Linked DNA regions of Homo sapiens: region 2 is linked to region 1. The links are chromatin loops, found by intact Hi-C in ENCODE. Cell type or tissue: heart left ventricle. All regions are shown on one strand. Links, peaks and the distances in the headings refer to the core of each region. The heading gives the core; the rest is flanking DNA.

Evidence for each region. Hi-C counts contacts between places; a loop is a spot of excess contacts. Peaks named below come from ENCODE experiments on the same cell type or tissue, not always from the same donor. Only the 100,000 strongest peaks of a DNase experiment are listed, where the experiment ranks them.
Region 2: it touches region 1 in a loop (2.1-fold over the local background); 7 of 110 quality-filtered maps call a loop at or near these places.

Annotation. Positions count from the first base shown.
Region 1 is chr10:44,303,830-44,316,505 of GRCh38, reverse strand. All of the region lies in intron 1 of LOC124902544 (a long non-coding RNA gene), which reads left to right. Among named protein-coding and RNA genes, the nearest start is that of LINC02881, 17 kb to the right of the region's middle. RefSeq lists enhancers at 3,740-3,909, 5,189-5,691, 8,642-8,851 and silencers at 5,278-5,607, 6,452-6,621. In heart left ventricle, for the core only: a CTCF peak has its summit at 5,295 (motif pointing right); DNase peaks (open chromatin) are centred at 5,305 and 5,627; H3K4me3 peaks cover 937 bases.
Region 2 is chr10:44,065,717-44,078,392 of GRCh38, reverse strand. No RefSeq gene overlaps it. Among named protein-coding and RNA genes, the nearest start is that of LINC02659, 160 kb to the right of the region's middle. In heart left ventricle, for the core only: no CTCF peak of the experiment used is centred there; a DNase peak (open chromatin) is centred at 7,912; H3K27ac peaks cover 263 bases.

The sequences.
Region 1 (12,676 bases), core at 4,232-6,731:
ACCAAGGCTTGTGGGAGGAGTCAGGGGTGGTGGGAAAGACCCAGTGTCTAGGGACTGGCCAAGAGTGGTTGCTTTTGTTTGTTTTTCCTAAAGAGTAGTTTAGACCAGTCATGTTTCAACACTGGAGGAAAGTGATGGGGAGGAAGTGGATGGGACGGGGAAGACCTACACAAGTGTCTTCCATTCCTTGGTGTCATTATAGCAATGAAGAGGAAAAAAGTGATTCAAAGTAAGAGTGGGAAGCTGGGAAAATTAGTAGTGCTGGTTGTTCGTAGCTGAAGGACTCCTGGCAGTGTTTGATATTGCTGTAACTTCCAAGGCAGCAAAAATTGAATGGGAACCCTACTCTGCCACCTGTGAGCTAGGTGCTATCTCTTTACCTGAGAAATGGAGATAAGAATAATGATCTTGCTGGTAATCACACCACTCTTTCACTCCTAAGAGGAAGAAGTTGCCTTCCTGCTTCAGCATGGCCACTAGACATGAAGAGATCCGAGGGTCTGACCAGTGAGGCTCCTGCCTGAGGGAGCCCCAGGGGTCTCTGCAGTTCTTTCTTCCTAAACTGCTGCCCTCCCCAAAGGCCACCAGTGCCTCTGTCAGCCCACAGCTGCCAGAGAGCCCCTTCTCGGCTAGGTACGTGCAGACCAGGATGTCCAGAAGGCATCCGTGCTGGACTACAGCACCAACGGAGGGCAACATGTTTGGAAACATAGGAAGCTGATGGTGGAGTAGATACAGGAGCCCCATGCTTGTAAGAAAAAGAACAGAGAAGAAAGATTATATCCTGAAAAGAGTGAAAGGTGGTTCTGGGTTATAACCTGGACTCTCACCATTCCCTGATTTTAGGGTGCCAGGATTGAGCAAAACCATCCTTGCACTAGAATGTAGGAATTGCACTCTCTTTTTTTTCTTTTTTCTTTTCTTTCTTTTTTTTTTTTTGAGATGGAGTCTCGCTGTGTCTCCAGGCTAGAGTGCAGTGGAGCGATCTCGGCTCACTGCAACCTCCACCTCCCGGATTCAAGCAATTCTCCTGCCTCAGCCTCCCAAGTAGCTGGGACTATAGGCACTCTCTAAATCAGAGTGCAAAAGGACCACATGTCTGGGCTGGGCAAGTCCTCATGGCAAAACCCATTAGTGTTTGGAACCCCTACACTTTCTAGAACCCAACTCTCCTATCTCTTCTTCCCTCCTTCCACTCCAGGCATCCTGAGGCTGGCTCGGGTTTCCTAAGGGGTCACAAGCTGAAACGCAGCTCCCTGGGGTGCCCTTCCTGCCTGCAAGCCTCAGAGTGGCCCTTCGAGACTCGTCTCCAAAGTCGCCTCCTCTGTGTAGCTTCTGGGTCTCCTCCCAACTTTTGGAAATTTCCTCTTCTGGCTCCCACAAGCCTTATTTCATGCTATTCACTCCTCCTGCTTTATTTTTTTTTCTGTTCTGCCTCCAGACTATGAGCTCTTTGAGGGTAGTCACTGGCTGGAGGCATCTGGGCATGGAAACATTTTGTTGAATGAGTGACTCTTGGTTCTTGCTGTTCATTGGCTGTTAGCGTTGCCTGTATCCTGTGCCAGGCACTTTGCTGAGTACTTTATGTGCATGTTCTCATTTCAGCCTCATAACAAATCTATACATGTCCTAGTATTACTCCCCACTTAAAACCAAGAAACTTGAGTCCTAGAGAAATTAAGTGATTGGCCTCAAGTCAAACAGCAAGTGGCTGGGACATGACTCTGACCAGATTAATCTATCTTTCCCCCAGAGTTGTTTTAATGTTGGGAAAAAATCTGAAATGGTTTTAAGCAGACTATGAGATCGTGAGGCTATTTGTCTGAGTTTATTCACTGGGTGACTTTGAACCTGAGCCTCCGTTTCTTCTATCTATAAAATGGGGATAGTAATTCTGCACCATGAAGCTTTTATATGGAATAAATAAGCTAAAGTAAGTAGATCCTTAAATCCCTGCTTAGGGCTGCAACTAGGGTACAGCCAGGCAGACACCACCCTCCCAGGGCCCAGCATTTAAGAGGCACACATTCTCAGGAGCTGACCTTGCACCCCTACTACCCTAAGCAGGAGCACTTCCTTAAGTGACATCCCTTTCTTGGTCCTGGAGCTGCTCCTGGCATTGGTAGGTGAGGAAATTCATTCTTTACCCTGTCTTCCTTACTTCTCCCTAATCAAGCTGAGTTGTCTTTCTGTATGAGTAGTTATTTCCACAAATCACCTTTCTTTCCTTGTAGTGACACACACACCAGCATTATTATTGTTTCAATCAGGAAGCCACCCTCCCATGCCAGAACTATCTGCATGCAGTTTCCACACAGTAGGCAGCTTTTACTGGGGCTCTAGTCATCTAGTTTTCCACAGTAACCCAAAGGGTGCCCTAGTGTAAATGCAGCCTCAAGCAGAGTCTCTCCAGGAGAGACATGTGCCCTCCCACTTCTGGAACATTTGTCATTTTCTCCAGACACAGCACTGGGATTGTTGCCAAGGCTTTGGCAGGACTCTGTGCAGGGTCTTAGACATTATACTTGTGCCCTCAGCCCTGTGCTAAGCACCCTCACCCCCCACCAAGGCCTTGACTGTTTTCTAATTGTTGGATGGCAAGTAACTCGGCAGCCACTTCTGAACTGTCAGTCAGCCCCAGACTGCTATAAAATTGCTTAATGATATTTGGGTTCTTTGGGAGTTGTTGAAGTGTGGAGCTGTAATGAAGCAGCCACTGGCTGCCTAGTGAAGGAGAGGGTCAAGAAGTGGGTCAACCATGGAGGCCAAGGACTTGGCTCCCAGACTGGGGGAGGTGGCTCAGAGCTCCGCCTCCAGGTTCAAGGGATTCTCCTGCCTCAACCTCCTGAGTAGCTGGGATTACAGGGATGCACCATCATGCCCAGCTACTTTTTGTATTTTTAGTAGAGACAGGATTTCACCATGTTGGTCAGGCTGGTCTCGAACTCCTGACCTCAGGTAATCCGCCTGCCTTGGCCTCCCAAAGTGCTGGGATTGCAGGCATGAGCCACCGCGCCCGGACTGGATCCCATATTGGACACTGGGCTGCAGAGTTCTAGATTCCGTATGTCTCCTCAGGTAGAATCTCCACACTGCAGCCTCTGGCCAGAGGATGTAAAAGATCCAGACAGACCTGGCTTTCTGGCTGCTGCATAACAGCATGTTCATTTGAACGAGTGGCTTGAGCATGCCAGACCTGGGTCTTTCTCATCTGTAAATAGAGTAGTACATCTATCTCAGAGATATGTTATAAGAACTCAGCAAATTGCTGAAGCCCAAGTCACAGATGCATAATGAGTGAGTGTCAATTACTATTCTCATTAGTAGCAGTAGTACTCTTACAAAAGTCAGTTACAAATCTCAGAGACCATAGGTCTATATTGTAAGTGATGACTTGCGGATGTTGTAGAAGAGTTGGGAGTGATGTTTGGGATCATCCCATCCCAGCCATTCACTAAACTAGGAAGCTGAGGCCAGAAAGCAGGACAGAGCAGACTCCCCATACCCAACCTCCTGCTCCCCAGCACTCCTCCACCTCAAGGACACATCTAGGCCTCAGCCATCACTGCAGTATAGTTTCCAGTGCAATGAAAATGCTACATCTTCTCTCTCCTTAAAAATATATAGTAGTAAATAATATGTCTTATATATTTAAAATACTCATTATCTCCTATAGGATCCTTGTCCTACATACCATACACATCACACACATATTCAGGCACAGCCTGAGGAGGTGGGTGTTCAGCTGTATTAAAAACAAAAGTTGTAAGAAAGAATAATAGTGTGAAATCAGTGCAGGACTATTTATGATTAATATCAGGAAGCCCTTGTTAAGAATGCCATGTATTCTTAGACTAAAATACCCTCTGCAGGGACATGGGGAAACCCCATGACTTGAGACACTTCTGCTGGGACAAGGCATGGCTAAGCACAAGAGAGGAACAAAGCACCCGCCGCCTCAGGGGACCATCAGAGACAAAGCTTGAGTCCCAGGCTCCTTTCTGAGTCAGGAGTGCATAGAGTGGTTGTTTGAGAACTGAGTGTGCCTCTGTGTGCAGTCGTGGGACCTCAGTGTCCAGCCTGCCCAGCAGAACAACAGGCTTAGAGACCAGGAGAGGCAATGACAGGTGTTCTGTCAAAACCGCCCAGCAGGGCAGCAAGACGCTAGTGCAATTACTGGGCTGCACATCAGGGAAATGTGGTGGACTTAGTGTCTCTGGATTTCTGTAAGGCATGTGACAAGGTGACACGAGGAAGCTTTTTGATCAATTTAAAGACAATAGGTTAAGATCTTCATGGGCTCCTCATAAAAGCCTTGGTAGTTTGTCAAGCAATCTTTCACAAAGGGGAAAGGGGCTGTGCAGCCTCTTTACCGGAATATGAAGCTGGATTTCGGTATTTTAACAGCACTAGGACATACGAAGGCTGCCTGTCAAACTCACTAATTAGATGGATCTGGAAGCCATTACAGATATATTGGATATTTAAAAACATCACCATCCCAAATGATTAACATAAATGAGAATTATGGACGTGGTAAGCCAGGATGAACTTTAGTGCAGAAACTGAAGATACACCCTTAGACTGAACAGCAATAATAGCAGCTGTCTGGCACTCGTTAGGAATTAAATGTTCGCTGGATGGATTCAGGGATGGGATTACTTAGTAGAACATATGAAAATGAATAAAAATTGAACCTAAACTCAGAGCGCATGAGAAGTGTGAAGATTCTGGCACATCGACTGCTGTGACCTCTGCCTGTGTGTCTGAAGGCCAGCGGTTAGAGTCCCGCAGGCGACGTCCCGTCCTGTGCAGTGGGCAGACCCTACCTGCAGGCTCAGGTGTACTCCTGGGCACCACAGTGGAGAAGGGACTCTGTAGATGGTTTGTGTCCTAACGTGAGTCATCTGAATGGTGACGCTACATCATACCACAATGATTGGAGGGCCCGGGGAGGTTTGGGCAGAGCAGAAGAACTGGGGTTAGGTGGTGCTAATGCTGTGTTGAAATGCTTTAAGTGCTGTCATGAGAAGCTAAGCCCTTTGCAGGCGAGACCTGGAGGGCAGAGGTAGGACAAATGGAGTGAGCGACAAAGGGCTCAACATAAGGAAGCTGTTTCTAATGGTCAGCGTTGACAGCAATGCAGTGGACTGCTTGTGAGCTCCCCATCACGCAAGTGTGCAGGCAGAGAGGCTGAACCGCTGCTTTCTGCGATGGCAGAAGGCGATATCACGTGGGCGTGCGGTCAGCAGGGCGCGTGCTCCCCCTCCTGTGGTGGAGCCTGGAGGCAGCCGCCCGCCGGCCGTGGCCGGTCCAGCAGAGGGCGCGCTCCGAGCCGCGCGGGCAGCGGGTGATGCAGGCAGGGGAAGCGCGGGCCAGGCAGGAAGCATACAGCGCAGGCCGCGCAAGGGCAGAGACGTCCTCACCTGGCCACCGCAGCCGCGCAGACCCCGCAGGTAGCCGCGGCGGAGCTGAGCGAAGGACATGGCGGTGCCCACGGGTGCCGGGGCCGCGCCGGAGTGCACTGGACCAGCCGGCCCCGCGCACCCTCCCCTTCTCCATGCAGTCCCCCAGGGGCGTGCAGCATCACCGCCCCGGGTTCTCACCTTCCCCTCCGCCTCTGGGGCTTTCCCTTGCACCTTTCTGGCGGGCCGCTCCTGGCCTGCCTGCCTCTCCCACGCTGGGCCTGCGCACACCCGCTCATCCTCGACCTAGGATGGAGAGATGGGCACACAGGCAGGGGCCCGAGGGCCTTTCTCGCCCTGCCCTGGGGAATCCGCCCTCAGGAATGGGCCGCGCGGGGCTCCGTGTGCATCTGTTGGTGTGTGATGAAGGGAAGCCCAACCTGCCCTGGTTACGAAAAACATATATTTTAGTGCCAAATCTCTCTGGTTTCCTGAGTGGCTTTTCACCTTCACACGTCATAGAGCGAACACTGCTCTACAGGGTTTTGTGGAGGGAGGGATGGCGCTGTTAGACTCAAATGCCTACTTCCCCTGGGGTTAGCAAATTCAGTAATCTTGGGCGATCTCCCCACAGTAGAAAAAGGTTAAAAAGTGGAAAAAAGAAAAAGACCACCACACTTGACCTTCCAGGGCCAAATCTCCGGTCTCTCAGTCACACCAGGCAGCCAACCTTTCACAGAGATACCGGGACATTGCTTGGGCACACTTCAGCTTTATGAAACAAGGACATTCCCCTCTATCCTCCTGCTAAAGTCCGCCCCGCCCCTCAGCCCCCTCACTTCTGCCACCGCCATATCCCCGCTAGACAGCTTCCGCTGACAAGCCAGCCTAGGGCCACCCTGCTTCGGAAGCGTGTGGGCCCTCCAGGCTTCCATCTGCGGACTGCACATCACAGGGAGGGAGTGTTCCGCACCAGGCAGGGTGAGTCCACAGTGGCTGCACCTGGGGCCAGAGGCCGAATGGGAGGGTGGAGTGCTTACGGTGCGCACCTTCTCCTGGTCAGGGGGCGGGGAGCCGGCTGATGCTGCCCCCGCGTCCCCAGCCACCTTTTGGCTTTCTGAGATGGTTAATTTTAGGTGTCAACGTGACTGCGGTGAGGATGCCCAGATGGCTGGTAAAACATTATTTGTGAGTGTGTCTGTAAGGGCGTTTCTGGAAGAGATGAGCATTTGAATCAGTGGACTGAGTAAGAAGGTCCACCCTCACCAATGTAGGTGGCACTGGTCAACCTGTTGGGGGCCCAGAGAGAACAATGGGGCAGAGGAAAGGTGAATTGTCTCTCTCTTCTGGAGCTAGGACATCCACCTTCTCCTGCCCTCAGACATCAGAGCTCCTGGTTCTGAGGCCTTTGGATTCTGGGACTTACACCAGTCCCCTTCCTCCCTGGATTTTAGGCCTTTGGACTGGCCTGGACCTGCTTCCAGCTTGTAGATGGCGTGGCCTGGAATTTCTCAGCATCCATAATTGAGTGAGCCAATTCTCACAACAGCTCTCCTCATCCAACTATATCTGTATATCCTATCGTTTCTGTTTCTGTGGAGAAATCTGGCTTGCTCTCTCTCCCTCTCTCTCTCTCTCCCTCCCCCCGCCACCTCCTTCCCTCCCTCCCCCTCTTTAATATAAAACCACGTGGATTACTCTTCCAAAGTCACTCTGATTATTTGGGCCATATGATCTTTTCAGTGGATAAACTGTCTGTTTATGATTGAAAGAGGCCACAATTCACAGGACTTTGCTTGTTACAAACTCACTTTATTTCATTTTTCTAGGCAGCCAGCAGCCCCAGATGAGCAGCAACACAACTCTTATTTGTACCTGGCTGAGCAGCACGGCCGCATATGCTTTGCCATTCCACTTCCCAATGGCAGAGCCATGTAAACTGGAGCCTGGACCAGGGGAGGGGAGATGCAGTCAGTGAGAGGGATCCAGGACAGGCCTCCAAAGCCAGCTGCCTGCCAGCAGGGTGGGGACACCCATGAAAATCCAAACTGCCCGCACGGCTTCCATCATAACAAGCTATCCCTGATTGTAACACTTGATTCTTGGAGGGAAAAAGAGCAAACAAATCACCCAGCTGCAAAACTATACTTTTAAACAAATTGTCAAGTAGACAGTTTGGAAGATTTCTGCCAACCATTCACTGGAAAAATGAGAAGAAAGCTGATGGGCCCCAGATTTTTTTTTTAATAGCAGAGTGTTCTTGTATGTGTTTGTGTTATGAAAATTTAGCCAAGCTAGGTAGGTTCACAGAGAAGGCTGCCACTCTGCTTCCCTGTCCCAGGTTGACACCTTTACTGTCTTTTCCTGTTTCTAGGCTTTATCTAATTACCATATTGCCAGCTGGTTGACTGAAACTATTATTAACATTGAAGTGATAGCAACCAAATATCAGCCAGGATGCTAAGCTTAACCCTGCCAGTTGCTTAGAGATCCAAAATGTTGGCGTGGGAATTAGCTTGTGATAATGAAAAACACAAAGTTGATATGTAACCAAAGCATCAATTGTTAATGAGCTCTGAGATGTCCCATGCTCCCATGGAAAGGATTGGCATATTCCCTTTTTCTGCAGTGGCCAAGTGCAAGCCAGAAGGTTGCTCGCCGTGCAAGGACTTAGGTCCAGGAGAGCTACTCACCTTGAGGACGCACTGCCCACTGGATGAACTATGCATGTTGTTCTGGTTCAGAGGCAGATAAGGGGACAATGGGAAAGGCTGAAAGGACAGCAGAGATAGAAACAGAAGATTCTGTTAACAACCATCCATGAGGGTTCAGGGGCTAATGGTCTTTGTGACCACTACCTAGGGTGGCAATATCTAGCAATCAGTGCTTTCTTTTTAATATTGTTTTTGCAGTTGCAAGAAATAGACACTGGGTGCTTTTTGACTAAACTATTTCAAAAGGTGTAGAAATCTCGGTGCCTTGCTGGGCCTGGAGGGACTGCCCCTCCCAGGCTGGCCAGTCCCTAGAGATGGTAAATGACTTCAGCAAGCACAGCTTTCCAATGCAAACCAACCACTCCAGAGCCCTCCCAACCACCTCCTCCGTTGGGCTCTCACCCTCTGGGCCACGGCCACCTGCCCTAATCACCCCAGGGCCAGGCACCAGGCAACTCATGACACCCCTGTGTCCAGAGCCCACTAAAATTATTCAAAGTAGTCCATTCTAAGTCTACTTGTACTGCCTTGCTGGTTCCTTCTCACAAAAACCACATTAAAGGCTCTTGCTACAGTTCCCCCCACACTTCTAACCAACACTGGAGTTTCCCCATGTGGTCCCCCATGGCACAGCGTGGCCCCCATGGCAAGGCATGTACCTCCTCTCCAGATCTGTGCATGACAGACTATCTGTTCAACAGCAGTCCCCTCCTTATCTGTTGGCCTTGCCACACCTAAATGAATAAAACCTATGTTTTAAAGCAACCATGTACCCTGGGAGTCAGGAATGACAAGCATGTTATTTATTATTTCTGTAGGGATTTCTCTTTAAAACGTTCTTTATGAAAAGACAGCAACTGTCTCTATGCTGGAAATACAGAAAATTGATCTTGTGTCATTTTTTAAATTAAAGTAATAGACATTCATAGCAACAAATCAAATACAATATTACAAAGGGTTTATAATACGAAAGAGCAGCCTCTCACCAGATGCCACCCCAGCCCAGAACCACAATACAGAGATTTTTTAGTATTCCTCTTAGTAATTGTCCTGAGGCCTATCCCACAGTTCTAAATAAAATGCTTTATCTCTGTTGACCTATTTATCCACATCGCGTCAAGCATATAGAAGATTTGCTTGCCTGACAACCAAACCTTTCCCGCCTCTGTTCTTTGAAATGTTTGAGAATTAGATTATTTCTAGCATCTCTCTTGATAATATTGTAACTTCAAATAATACACTCATCCTTTTCTTTCTATTTCCATTTACTTTTGAGTTAGCTTGGATGTTGGTCCCCTCCAAATCTCATGTTGAGATGTGAACCCCCAGTGTTGGAGGTGGGCCTCTGGTAGGTGTTTGGGTCATGAGATGGATCCCTCATGAATGGTTTGGTGCCCTCCTGTGGGCACTCTTCTAGTTCTCACTCAGTTAGTTACTATGAGACCTGATTGTTAAAAATGGCTTAGCACCTCCTCCCCTCCCTTGCTTCCTTTCTCGCCATGTGACACACCTGCTCCACCTTCACTTTCTGCCATGATTGTAAGCTTCCTGAGGCCCTCATCAGAAGCAGGTGCTAGCACCACACTTCCTGTACAGCCTGTAGAACGATGAGCCAAATAAGCCTCATTTCTTCATAAATTACCCAGCCTTAGGTATTCCTTCATAGCAACACAAACGGACTACGACAACTTTTGACAGACTCTCAACACTCCACTTTGTAAAAGAGGTTATTAGTTTCTTAGCATTGTCTTCTACTTTTCTTCTCCCTTGCCCCACTCTCCAATTCTTCTCAGCATCCCAACTTCTGTGGGCTGGCCTTTTACTAGTGCCAAACATTGTGACTCAGCTCATACCCTGCTGCTCAAGTTTCAAGTCCAGCATCAGTGTGTGCTATTGCCAGGCTAGAAGATCTTCATAAGGGAACTAAGGTCAATTTCACTAGTGACTTTCTCTGCTCTCTTGGGCAAGTCACCCAATTCCTTGAAACCATGGCTGCCTCATTCAACTTCCTTCATAGCTTTAAAATGAGTGGGAACAAAAGAGCGGCTGTAAAGTAATGCAACTTGTAAGTTCCACACTGCTATCCACACGGAAGGCAGGGGAACTTTCTGACCTGTCCTCTGAGAAGCATGGTGAGTCCTTGAGTGTGATCTCTTATCCCCGGCATTGGATGGCACCATCACTATGGGACTGATTGATGTCCTCCAGGCCCAGTGGTTGGGGAAGGAACATTTTATATGGATTCCTTTCACATCAAATCCCATCACACAACTCTCATAAATGCTCCTGCTTTTTGATGTGTGCATTTGAATCCAAGTTAATTATATTTTGTGATATTTAAAGGGGCAAAGGGAGCGATTTCATCCATTTTCAGCCTCCCTGGAGTAAATTGTTCTAATTTACTAATAATCAAATTTAATCCTTTCTTTTCCTTAATATTCTTGGTGGTTGCATTTCAGTCCCTTTACTGGCTTTACAGTAAAATCTTGACTACCCTAGAAATTTTTTTTATACATGCCTCGATTTATACTGATAAACCCTAGAAAAGATCATGCTTGGCCTGGATCTCTTCCTATATAGAATACTTTTCTAACTTTTTTTTCTTGTGGGAATAGCTATCTCTTTTTTTTGTATTTATTTTTTGTTATTTTTAAAAATTAAATTAATTTTTACATATATAATTTACCATCTTTACCATTTTAAGTGTACATTCAATGGTAATAAATGCATTTATATTCTTTTTATTTTCTTTCATGTCTCCTTCCCTCTTCCCCTTCCTGCCTCTGGTAACCACTAAGGTACCCTACCTTCATGAGATTTACTTTTTAGCTCCTACATATGAGTGGGAACATGTGATATTTGTCTTTCTGTGCTTGGTTTATATCACTTAAATGGCCTCTAGTTCCATCCATATCACCCCAAATGACAGAATTTCATTTATTTTTATGGCTAAATAATATTCCATTGGGTACGTAGACCATATTTTAAGAATTCATTCATCCTTGGGCACTTAGGTTTGTTCCAAATCTTGGTGATTGTGAATAGTGCTGCAATAAACTTACAAGTGAAGATATCTCTTTGATAGATTCCCTTTCTTTTGAGTATATACCCAGCAGTGGAATTGCTGGATTATATGGTAGTTCTATTTTTAGTTTTTTTGAGGAATTTCCATACTGTTCTTCTTTCTGGCTGTACTAATTTACATTTCCACCAACAGCACATGAGGGTTCCCCTTTCTCCATATTCTCTCCAGCATCTGTTATTGCTTACCTTTTTGACATGAGCCATTTTAACTGGGGTGAGATAATATCTGATTGTGGTTCTGACTTGAATTTCTCCAATCATTAGTGACATTAGTATTTTTTATATATCTGTCGATGATTTGCGTGTTTTGAGAAATGTCTGATCTGATTTTTGATCAGATTGTTTTTGTTTTTGTTTTGTTTTGTTTGACTTTCTCTACTCTCCTGAGAAGAGTTTGCTATTGAGTTGTTTGAGCTCCTTATATATTCTGGTTATTAATCCCTTGCCAAATGGATGGCTTGCAATTATATTCTCCTATTCTGTGGGTTGTCCCTTCACTTTTTTTATTGTTTCCTTTACTGTGTAGAAACTTTTTAGCTTGATGTAATCCCATTTGTTTATTTTTGCTTTTGTGCCTGTGCTTTGGAGGTCTTATACAAAAAATCTTTGCCCTAGATCAATGTTCTAGAGCATTTTCCCTGTCATCTTTAAGTAGTTTCATAGTCTCTGGTCTTAGATTTAAGTCTTTAATTCATATTGATTTGATTTGATTTGATTGCGTTTCATTCTTCTGCACATAGTTATCCAGTTTTCTCAGCACCATTTATTGAAAAGACTGTTCTTTCTTCATTGTATAATCTTAGTGTCTTTGTCAAAGATGAGTTTGTTGTAAATGTGTAGATTTATTTCTGGGTTCTATTGGTCTGTGTATCTATTTTTATGCCAGTACCATGCTGTTTTGGTTACTAGAGCTTTGTACTAGATTTTGAAGTCAGCTAATGTGATGCCTCAGCCTTGTTCTGGCTTAGGATTGCTGTGTTAGTCTGTTCTTATGCTGCTGTAAAGAGCTTCCCTGAGACTGGGTAATCTACAAATGAAAGAGGTTTAATTGATTCACAGATCCGCATGGGTGGGGAGGCCTCAGGAAACTTACAATCATGGCAAAAGGAGAAGCAGGCATGTCTTACATGGTGGCAGGCAAAAGAGAGAGAGAGAGGAGAGAGAGAGAGGGAGGAACTGTCAAACACAAAACCATCAGATCCTATGAGAACTCGCTCACTATCATGAGAACAGCATGGGGGAAATGGCCCCCATGATCCAGTCACCTCCTACGAGGTCCCACCCTCCCACACGTGGGGATTATGGGGATTACAATATGAGATGAGATTTGGATGGGGACACAGAGCGAAACCATATCAATTGCTTTAGCTATTCAGGGTCTTTTGGGTTCTATATACATTTTAGGATTTTTTTTTGTTTCTGTGAAGAATATCATTGATGTTTTGACAGGGATTACACTGAATCTGTAAATTG
Region 2 (12,676 bases), core at 6,472-8,971, 240 kb after region 1:
GACTCCCACACAATAATAATGGGAGATTTTAACACCCCACAGTCAACATTAGACAGATCAACGAGACAGAAAGTTAACAAGGACATCCAGGAATTGAACTCAGCTCTGCACCAAGCGGACCTATTAGACATCTGCAGAACTCTCCACTCCAAATCAACAGAATATACTTTCTCCTCAGTACCACATTGCACTCATTCCAAAATTGACCACATAGTTGGAAGTAAAGCACTCCTCAGCAAATGTGAAAGAACAGAAATTATAACAAACTGTCTCTCAGACCACAGTGCAATCACACTAGAACTCAGGATTAAGAAACTCACTCAAAACTGCTCAACTACATGGAAACAGAACAACCTGCTCCTGAATGACTACCAGCTATATAACAAAATGAAGGCAAAAATAAAGATGTTCTTTGAAACCAATGAGAACAAAGACACAACATATCAGAATCTCTGGGACACATTTAAAGCAGTGTGTAGAGGGAAAATTATAGCACTACATGCCCACAAGAGAAAGCAGGAAAGAGCTAAAACTGACACCCTAACATCACAATTAAAAGAACTAGAAAAGCAAGAGAAAACATATCCAAAAGCTAGTAGAAGGCAAGAAATAACTAAGATCAGAGCACAACTGAAGGAGACAGAGACACAAAAAACCCTTCAAAAAATCAATGAATCCAGGAGCTGGTTTTTTGAAGAGACCGACAAAATTGATAGACCACTAGCAAGACTAATAAAGAAGAAAAGAGAGAAGAATCAAATAGATGCAATAAAAATGATAAAGGGGATATCACCACTGATCCCACAGAAATACAAACTACCATCAGAGAATACTATAAACACCTCTACACAAATAAACTAGAAAATGTAGAAGAAATGGATAAATTCCTCGACACATACACCCTCCCAAGACTAAACCAGGAAGAAGTTGAATCTCTGAATAGACCAATAACAGGTTCTGAAATTGAGGCAATAATTAATAGCCTACCAACCAAAAAAAGTCCAGGACCAGATGGATTCACAGCCAAATTCTACCAGAGGTACAAGGAGGAGCTGGTACCATTCCTTCTGAAACTATTCCAATCAATAGAAAAAGAGGGAATCCTCCCTAACTCATTTTATGAGGCCAGCATCATCGCGATACCAAAGCCTGGCAGAGATACAACAAAAAAAGAGAATTTTAGACCAATACCCCTGATGAACATCGATGCAAAACTCCTCAATAAAATACTGGCAAACCGAATCCAGCAGCACATCAGAAAGCTTATCCACCATGATCAAGTGGGCTTCACCCCTGGGAAATTTTAGAACTAAACAATGCAACAACTGAAATAAAAATTCAGTGAATGGGCACAATGGCAGAATGTAGATGACAAAAGAAAATAAATCAATAAACTTAAAGATAGAGCAATAGCAATTACTCAATCTGAACAACAACGAGGAAACAGACTGAAAAAATTAGCAGAGCCTCATTTACATGTATGAATATAACAAAAGATTTAGCATGTCATCAAAGTCCTAGAAGAAGAGAGGGATCATGGAACTAAAAATGTTTTCAAAAAACAATGCTAAATTAACAAATGTGGCCAAAATAATCTATATATTTAGAGATGCAAGAAGCTAAATGAATTCCAAACGTGATAGATTCAAAGAAATTCACTCGAAGATACACCACAGTCAAACTTCTAAAAACTAAAGACAGATAAAGAATCCTGAAAGCAATAAGAGAAAGACAGCACATTGCCTACATGGGAAAAATAATTTAAATTACAGTAGATTTTTTTTTTTTTTTGAGACGGAGTCTTGCTCTATCGCCCAGCCTGGAGTGCAGTGGCACAGTCTCGGCTCACTTCAAGCTCCACCTCCCAGGCTCACGCCATTCTCCTGCCTCACCCTCCCGAGTAGCTGGCACTACAGTCACCCGCCACCACACCTGGCTAATTTTTTGTATTTTTAGTAGAGATGGGATTTCACTGTGTTAGCCAGGATGTCTCAATCTCCTGACTTCATGATCCACCACCTCGGCCTCCCAAAGTGCTGGGATTACAGGCGTGAGCCACCGCGCCTGGCCTACAGTAGATTTTTTAATCAGAAACCATGGAGGCCCAAGGGAGGGGCAAAACACTGTTCAAGTGATGTAAGAAATAAAACTGTTCACCCCAAATTATATATTCGCCCAAAATATTCCTAAGTAATAAAGGATGAATAAAGCTTCTCTCAAAGGAAAACTAAAAGAAGGGAAATAAAAATTACATTGAAAATGAAAATTAAAATGCAACATATCAAAATTTATGGTATGCAATTATGCAGTTCCAAGACTAAAATTTATAGCATTACATGCTTACATTAGAAAAAAGAAAAAGTCTCAAATCAGTGTTAAATTCTCATCTTAATAAAATCAAAATAAACCCAAAACAAGTAGAAGGAAGGAAACAAAAACAAGAGCAAGAATCAGTGGGATTGAAAACAGAAAAACAGTACAGAACTTCAATGAAAGTAAAAGTTTGTTCTTTGCAAAAGAAAATAGAATTCATTAACTTCTAGCAAAACTTAAAAAGAAAGAAGACATTCCAATATACCAGTACTGGTTTAGTATCCCTTATTCAAAATCCTTAGGACCAGAAGTGTTTTGGATTTGGGACTTTTTCAGAGTTTGAACTATTTGCATTACACTTATAGTTCAACATCCTTAATCTGAAAATGCAAAATCCAAAATGCTCCAATAAGCATTTCCTTTGAGTGTCAAGTCAGTACTCAAAAATTTTCAGATTTTGACGCATTTTGGATTTTGAGTTTTTGGATTACAGATATTCAACCATATCAAAAATGAAAAGATAGCTCTAGACTCTGCAGACATCAAACGAAAAATAAACACTATGAACATACATATGTAAATTTGACAACATAGATAAAATAGACAAATTATTCAAAAAGTACAAAGTACCACAACTCCTCCAATGTAAAATAAATGACTTGAATAATCCTGTAAACAAGTAGGAATGTTGAATTCATAACTATAAACCTCCCATAAGAGAAATATCCAGGCTTAGATGGTTTCACTGGAGAATTCTCCCAAATAGTCTGATATGGTTTGAGTCTGTGTCCCCACCCAAATCTCATGTCAAATTGTAATCTCTAATGTTGGAGGTGGGCTTTGGTGGGAGGTGATTGGATCATGTGGGCAGATTTCCCATTTGGTGCTGTTCTCATGATAGTGAGTGAGTTATTACGTTATCTGTTTATTTAAAAATGTATAGCACCTCCCTCCTCTCTCTCTTCCTCCTGCTCTGGTCATGAAAGACGTGCCTGTTTCCCCTTCACTTTCCGCCATGATTTTAAGTTCCCTGAGGCCTCCACAGCCATGCTTCCTGTACAGCCTGCAGAACCCTGAGCAAATTAAACTTCTTTTCTTTATAAATTACCCAGTTTCAGGCATTTCTTTATAGCAGTGCAAGAAGGGACTAATATGTGATCTAAGAAAAACCACACCAAATCTATACAATCTCTTCCAGAAAAAAAGAGAACATTTTCTAATATATTCCCTGAAGCCAATATTACCCTGATACCACAAAGAAAAAAAATTGCAAATAGAATTTAGCAATATGTGCAAAGAATATACACCATGACCAAGTATGGCTTGTTCCAGGAATGCAAGGCTGGTTAAATATTGAAAAATCGATCAGTGTAATCCACTATATTAATGGATGCTGAAAAAGCATTTGACAGAATTCAACACCCATTTATGACAAAAACTGTCACAAAATAGGGGTAGAGATAAACTTTTTCAACTTAATAAAGAATATCTACAAAACAGCTAACATTGTACTTAATGGTAAAAGACTGAATGTTTTCCCCCTAAGATTGTGAATGAGGCATGGATTCTACTTTCATGTGACACTGCTACTCAACAGAATACTTGAAAGGTTTAGCCAGCACATTAAGGCAAAGAAATGAAACGAAAGTCATACAGATTAAAAAAGAAATAAAACTGTTCCTATTTGTGGATGACATGATAGCCAGTGCAGATTAAAAAAAAAAGACTACCGAAATAAATTCTAGAATAAGTGAGTTCAACAAGATACAGGTTCACAGATACAAGATAAATATTTAAAAATCAATTGTATTTGTATACACTACCAATGAACATATGAAAACCAAAATTTTGAGTGCAATATCGTTGAAACATAAAAAAATACTGAAGTGTAAATCTAAGAAAATATATACAAGACTTTATGCTGAAAACTACCAAATGCTGATGAAATAAATAAAAGAAGACCTAAATAAATGGAGATGCATACTGTATTCGTGGATTAGAAGGCTCAATATGGTGAAGACAAACTCTCTGCTGAATTGATATACAGGTTTATCAAAATTTCATCAAGGTTTTTTTGTAGATATAGACAATTTAGATAGATATAAATAAGATTGTTCTCAAATTTATATAGAAATCTGTATGGAATAGCTAAAACAATTCTGAAAAAAATAAAATATGAGGAATTATCCAGATCATACAGCTAAAGTAATCACGACTATGGCATATTACTCAAGGGATATACACATAGATCAATGGAACAGAGTAAAGAACCCAAAAGTAGACCCACACAAATGTGTTCCCCTGTTTTTTGACAGAAGTGCAAAAGCAACTTCTTGGAGGAAGGATAGTCTTTTCAACAAGTGGTGCGAGAGCAATGAAATAGGCAAAAACAATAAACTTTGGCCTAAGCCTCACACCTTTTACAAAAATCATCTGAAGACACATCATATATTTAAATGTAAAACATAAGAACTTTTAGAAGATAACGTAAGAGAAAATCTTTGAGATTTGGGGCTTGGAGAAAGGTTCTTAGACATGACACCAAAAGCACAGTACATAAATGACCAATTGGAACTCATCCAAACCTGAAGTGATTTCTCTGCTAACGATCCTGTTAAAGGAGTAAAGGCAAGTTACAGACTAGAGAAAATTACGTACAAACTACACATCTAACAAAGTGCTCATATCTAGAATATAGTTCTCAAATTTTAACATTAAAAAACACTCAAATATTTCAATTAGAAAATGGGCCAAAGATGTAAAGAGACATTTTATCAAAGTGGATCTATGAATAATAAATGGGCACATGAAAAGATGTTCAACATCACTGGCCATTAAGAAAATGCAAGTTAAAGCCACCATGACATATAACTCCATACATATTAGACCAGAAAAAATAAAATAAACACATGCATATATGGCCCTATGAAGATCTTTGACAAGGTGCCAAGGCTACACAATAGGGAGATAAAGAGAGTGTCTTTAACAAATGGTGTTGGAAAAAACAGATATCCACATACCAAAGCATAAAATTGGACCATTTTGTTACAATATACGTAAAAATCATCTCCAAATGGATTAAATACTTAAACTTCAAAGTTGAAACTCCTAGAAGAAAACATAGAGGAAACGTTTCATGACATTGGTCCTGGAAATGATTTCTTGGATATGGCATATAAAGCTCAGGCAACAAGACCACGTATAGACAAGTAGGATTACATCAAATTAAAAAGCTTCTTCCTAGCAAAAGAAAAACCAAAGTGAACAGGCAACCTGTGGCATGGGAGAAAATATTTGCAATATATAAGACGGGCAGAGTCAAAATCCAAAATATATAAGGAATGCGTACAACTCAATAGTAGAACAACAAATAGCCTGATTTTAAAATAGACAAATGAATTAAATAGAAATGTCTCAAAAGAAAACATACAAATGGCTAACAGGTATATGAAAAGGTGCTCAACATTACTAATCATCAGGGAAATTAAAAATTGAAACCACAATGAGATATCACTGTTAGAATGGCTATTATCAAAAATATAAATGATAACAAGTGTTGGCAAAGATGTAGGGAAATTGGAACGCTTGTACACTACTGGTGGAAAAACAAAATGGCATGGCTGCTATGGAAAACAGCACAGAGGTTCCTCAAAAAATTACAAATAGAACTATTATATGATTCAACAATTCCACTTCTGAGTGTTCATCCAAAAGAATTGACATCAGGATCCAGAAGAAATATTTTTACTACTATGTTTATTACAGCATTATGAAGCCGAGATGTGAAAACAACCCCAAATGTCCATCAACAGATAAATGGATACAGAAAATGTGGTATACACAGATAATGGCTATTACTCAGCCCTAAAAAGAAAATCCTGCCACATTTGACAACATGGATGAAACTTGAGGACATTACGCTAAGCGAAATAAGCCAGTTGCAGAAGGACAAATGCTGCATGATTCCACTTCTATGAATTATCAGAAATATTCACATTCACAGAAGCAGAGAGTAGAATGGTGGTTGCCAGGCTAGGGGTAGGGGGAAATGGGAAGTGATTGTTTTGAGTGGGTACAGAGCTTCAGTTATACAAGATGAGTAAATTCTAGAGATCTGCTTATGACATTATGCCTTTAGTTCACAATATTATATAGTATACTTAAAATGTGTTAAGAGGGTAGAGCTCATGTTAAATATTCTTACTACAATACAATATAATAACACAAAATGCAAGTGAGAATGTGGAAAAATTGGATCACTCATACATTACTAATGGGAATGTGAATTCTTAGTCACTCTGGAAAATAGTTTGACGTTTTCTTTATAAACTAAATATCCACTTGGTGTTTGAGCCAGGACTGCACTCCTGGGCATTTGTCCCAGAAAAGTGAAAATGTTTGCATGCAAAAACCTGTACACAAACATTTGAGGCAGCTCGATTTATAAGAGAGAAAACTAATCCCAGATGCCCTCCAATGGATAAGTGTGGTTAAACAAACTGGTTCCACTGAAAATTATTCAGCAATAAAAAGAAATTGTTGATACATGCAACCTAGATGGATCATAAGGGCATTGTGAGTAGAAAAAAAAAAAGCCCATCTCAAAAGGTCACATACTATATAATTCCATTTATTTAACATTCTCATATTGACAAAATTATAGAAATAGAAATTAGATTGGTGGTTTCTAGGACTTAGGGATGGTGGGGAGGGGTGGGTGGCAGGAGGGAGATCTGGAGATCTTGGTAGTGAGGAAATAGTTCTGTATCTTGATGGGAGTAGTGGATACACAAACTACATATGTGATAAAATAAGCCATAACTACACACACACTTTGCACCAATATCCAAGTCCTGATTTTGATGCTATATTGTATCTCATAAGAAGTAATCATGGGGAAACCTACTGGAAGGGTACACAGGATCTCTCTGTACAATCTTTGCAAACTCCTATTAATCTACAATATTTTTTTAAAGTTTGTGGAAAAGCTTCTGATTTGATCTGATACATGCTGTGAAGAGTAAAAGGATTGGGCTATTTAATTATGAGCTCGAGGGGCACATTATTTGAAAATGTTTGAACACAACAAAAGTAAAAGGTAAAAATAAATAGAAGCTAGTTATATAAAAGAAAGAGACACTTCTCCTCCCGAGTTCTTTCCTGGAGCCACTGTGCAAGAACAGCCAGGCAGCATACAGCCCTCAGGACCATGATGTGCGTGCTGCCCAGGGTCAGGAGACCCCAGATCTGACCAAACCTCCCTGTGTCTGTGCAGCATCTAGGACAGCTGGCCTTGGCCCCCTCCTCTGTACACAGAGGTGATGGAGTGACAAGGCTCCACAGTGCTTTCATCCATCTCCTGGCTTCCTAGACTCACTACAGCAGCACCAAGGAGGCCCTGAGACATTGGCTATACAGAGAGGATGCCCTGTCCCCAGGACACCAGCCTTGCTGCAATAACTGCACATGGTCAGCATTGCATGGCTGGGCTGGAAAGCACAATGCGTGGTGTCTCAGAACTGGGCTTGCATAATGCATTCCCTCTGCCTGGCATCTCCATGCTGCACAGGAGTGAGAGCAACTCCCAATGCCTGCCAACGCAGGGCTTGGCATGTCTCCTCAGAGCCAGGGAGCCAGCAGACTCTGGGCAGAGCCAGGCCCTGCTTAGTGTGTCTGTGAAGACTTCTCCAGAGGCACGAGTAGCCCATCAGCAGTACATGCAGTTGATAGTGCAGATTCAGGCCAGATGGTGGGGGCTTCCAGGAAAGCGGGGATTGCGGAGGAGGACAGGGTGAAGAGTGAAATGCCCTTACCAAACAAACGAAGCAGTATCCTATGGAGTGAACATCCAGAACATCCCTCTTCTTCAAAATTTTTGTAAAATATACACAACATAGAATTTACTATTTTAACCATTTTTAAGTGAGCAATTCAGTGGCATTAAGAACACTCACATTTTTGGGTAACCATCACCACCATCCATCCCCAGAACTTTTCATCATGCCAAACTGAAACTGTACCCCTTAAATGGTAACTCTCCATCCCACTTCCCCCGGTCCTAACAACTACCATGCTGCTTTCTGTCTCTATGAATTTGGCTACTCTAAGTACTTAACATAAGTGGAATCATGCATTTGTCCTTTTGTGTCTGGCTTATTTCGCTTAGCATAATGTCTTCAAGCTTTTTCCATATTGTAGCATGTGCCAGAATTTTCTTTCTTGGCATTCCTTTTTGAGGCTGAATAATAGTCCATTGTATGCATGCACCACACTTGCTTTTCCATTCGTTCATTGATAGGCATTTGGGTTGCTTCCATCTCTTGGCTACTGTGAATAATGCTGCTACGGTCATGGGTGTACGAATATCTCTTCTCTTTCCTGTTTTCAATGTCCAGGACATTCTTATCATTTCCCTTATAAATAAAGGCCAAGTTCTGCCATGGCTGGACTGGGTTTCCCAACTTAAGCCTACTTCCAAGAGGCTACAGGGGCACTACAGAATACAAGGAATTGCTTCCTTAATCTTTCTGAGCCTCAGGATCTAACCTCTGAAAGGGAAATCATACTACAGGAGGTATAAATAGCAGGGAGAAGAGGAAGGCAACACACGAAAGCCCCTCAGCTTTCAAACCAGTGGAGGCTCATTCAATCCCCCACTGCATCCCCAACAGGGAGGAGTGCTTCTCGAGAGGCAGAGAGCATGTGCATGCAGGGGCCTCATGGGTCTGCCCGGTGGGAGTGGAGAGAACAGAGTGACTCACTTGGTGTGAAATCCAGAAGATTGTAGCAAGAGCATGGGACAAAATTCAAAGGGCAAGCACCAGCAGGCATAGTCCAGCCCGAGAACGGACGGCTGTAGGACACACCAAGATTTCACAGCAGGGTTCAAGGGTCAGACAATAGATTGTTAGAGATCCCAGAGCAAGACAGCAGAGGGGGTTCTGGAAGAGAGGAGAAGGGGCTCAGCTGCTGGGGCAGGGAACAGGCAGACCTTTCGTAGCCACCATGGTGGGGAGTGGGGTCTGGCAAGGACAACCCAGAGCCCCACTTCTGGAGAACCTCAAATATTAGAAGACGGACCGTATGGGTCCATTTGCCCCAAGCAATCCTAGGTTAGGCCTGCTGTTCTGGCAAAATCACTTTCAAAATTGCCACATCCTTGGTTTGGAAGATGAATTATAGGTCACAACAGGGTGGTTACCAATGCAGGAGCCAGCACAAGGAATTAGGCCAAAGGTACACAGAAAAGCCGCTGTCACCCAGGAAGGCAGGAACATGCTTGGACAAAGTGGAGAGTGGGGTCTGCCTGAATGGTGCCCCCTGCCTGGGACCCTGTGTCCTTCTTCCCTAAAGTTAGTCAGCCACAGAGCCTGGGGCACACTGACCTTCACCATGACTGTTATGGTGGGGTTGAGGGGGATGAAGGCAAGTATTGATAGCTGAGGGGATTGCATTCCTGCAGAGTGCTTTGTTTCTGTTCAATGAAAATTGCTGAAAATTTTTAATCTTGATACAAAAGTATAGAAGAGTGACTTGTTTGGTTTTTCTGTGGTTCTTGCTTGGCATCTAGCACTGAACTCAGTCTCAATGCTTTGGTTGAGACCTTCCCCTAAGAATCGCACAAAGCTGTGACCTTTTATAATTGTTTGCTTGTTTTTACAAGAATGGGATGGTCCAGATGAGAACATTCAGGTTTGTCCTTTTTTTCTGTGTTTTCTTTTACCATGTGGTCCCATCCTGTCGGCACTATGGCACAGCAGTCTTCCTCAGTGGGGCCTGGCCAGGATAGGCCCCACAGAGCCAGAAACTTTAGGCAATCCTGGGTTTGCCCACTGTTCAGGTGAAGGTTCAAATTTTGCATACTCTTTTCCTTCTCTTGTTGCAAAAATCCTTAACAAAGTATCAGCAAATCAAATTTAGCAATATATAGAAAGAATATACTCCATGACCAAGTGGAGTGTACTCCAGGAGTTCAAGGCTAGTTCAGTACTAAAAAATCTATCTGTGTAATCCACTGTATTAATGGAGAAAGAAATTACATGATCATATCAATGGATACAGAAAAAAACACCATTTATAATTTTTTTTAAACTCTCAGAAAATGAAGAGTAGGGGGAACTTCCGCAACTTGATAGAGTATCAACAAAAAGACCTACAGCTAACATCACACTTAATGGCAAAATGCGAAATACTTTTCTCCAAATGCTGGGAATGAAGCAAGATCTCAACATCATCTGCAACTTCTAGCCAGTGTAGTAAGGCAAGAAAGGGAATAAAAGGCATACATCTTTCCACCTCGAGAATCAGCCCCAGTGTATTTTCCTGGCACCGATGACTGCAGGGCCTAGCACCCAGGGCCTTGTTGAAGGCTTTACCTGGGGAATATCCAAACAAGGAGGCAAGGTAGCAAAGAGCCCATCAGTCCCTGCTTTGCCATGTACATACAGCAACTACCTGACTGTGTGCAAGTTACTCACCTCAGTGTGCCTCAGGAGTTTCATCTGTGAAATGGTGTAACAATAGTACCTGCATCACAGGGTCCTTGTGAGGCTTTAAGGAATTACATCCTCAAAGCACCTAGAACACTGCCTGACCACATGGCAAAAACATGCAAGTATCAGCTATTATTATAGACTGTAATCATTACTCTGGGCTTCTTTTATAGTAAGGAAGAAAATAAAACATCATCAATCTCAAGTGAAGCTGTGGAACGCTGAGGGTGGCTACTTCTACCCCAGGCTATGGCTTTTGACAGGGATCTTGTACTTTGACTCTGCATAATAACCATGACGGGCAGTTAGTTTCCAGAGGAGCAAAACTGGAAGATGATCTCTTCATTCCCCCATCTTTGTAGCCTGTACCATAATCTAGAGGAATATGCTGAGTCTTCCAACCCACTTTCTCATTATCCACTGAAGGCTTTTTTCCCACTGCTTCTCAAACACCTTTATTTTCCTCCCTAGCTCCTTCTTCTCACTCAAGCCTCTCCTCTCCCTCCTCCTCACATGCCTATCATCTTAACTTTTCCACATTAAAACCCTCTTGTAACTGACACGGACCCCTGTGAAACTCCAGGCAATTAATCGAACTCAGCAGAGCTTTTGTAAACCTCTGTAAAAAAGACCACAGGCTCATGTTGCTCTCATATTCTGTTTAAGTGGAACCTACAGAGATCCATGTTGGGCAAAGTTGTTAAGAAAACTACCTTTTATTATTTTATTTAAGGAAGAAATTAAAGATTCAGCTCATATAGACTGGAAAAAAAGAAAACCTCTTTCTACCCTTAAACCTTTCTCAATGCTTATTGCCAACTATAATTTTTTTTTAAAGGCAACCAATGCAGTAAAACTACCACAACAAAGCTGGAGCAAATATGCTAGCTGAGCAGAGGCCAGATTTATGGTCAGAAATATGGAGTGTGTCTCAGCAGGGGCAGGTCGTGAAATCGTATGAGCTAATATCAGAGGTGTGAAAACAGGCATTGTTGTTTAGTTAACTAAAGTCACACAATTAAGCGATTCTCAAAAATCAATTAGCCATATGTTATAACCAAGATGACATGTTTTTATAACTTCTCTCTGGATGTTTTATTGCCAGAGGATGCTCATGTGGGCACTAGAACAAGAAAATAAACCACCAGCCCCAGAGTAAAAGTGCAAAAATTCAGCCATGATTAATTAAGAGTCCAATCTGCACATGATGGAGTAATGAAGCCGGCTGCACGGTGTTGGAAGGATTCCTTCCCTGCACCCCCATTCTGTTGCAAAAAGCCAGAGGTCATTTTATTTCTTTCTCTTTGTTTTTCTGTTCTTTTTAATTTAGCACAGACACAGCTGTGAAAACTGGATATCCATTTGAACTCCATATTTATGCATACAGCTGATGGTTCCAAGGAAACGTCATTTAAGAGCTTTCCATGGAAAATGAAAAACGTATTTCTCAGGAGGAAACCCTGGTGGCATGCTGTTGTTCACGATAGATTTTGTCTTCCTGCCATCCACAAAGGAAGCAACAAATGAGAGGCAGAGCTGGCCTCCTTGTCCCCTGTTGCTGTTGAGCCAGGTGTGGGATAGGGACACAGGAGGACATGCAGTGGCCGTAATACAGAACAAACAGTAGGGTCCATTTTTCACATAGCCACAAATTCCACCCCTTCCTGTAACCACCCCTTGGATCTTGGCCATTCTAGTGTTTTAGTCAACAGAACAGGGCACGAGCCATGTGTACTAGATCCAAACCAGGCCCTCTGCACACCACTAACGCTCTGCCCTCGTTTCTGGAATCTGGCAGACACTGTGTGAACGAGGCTAGGTCACCTGCTGGATTATGAGAAGCTCGTGGCCCTGACTCCCCACCTCTCAGC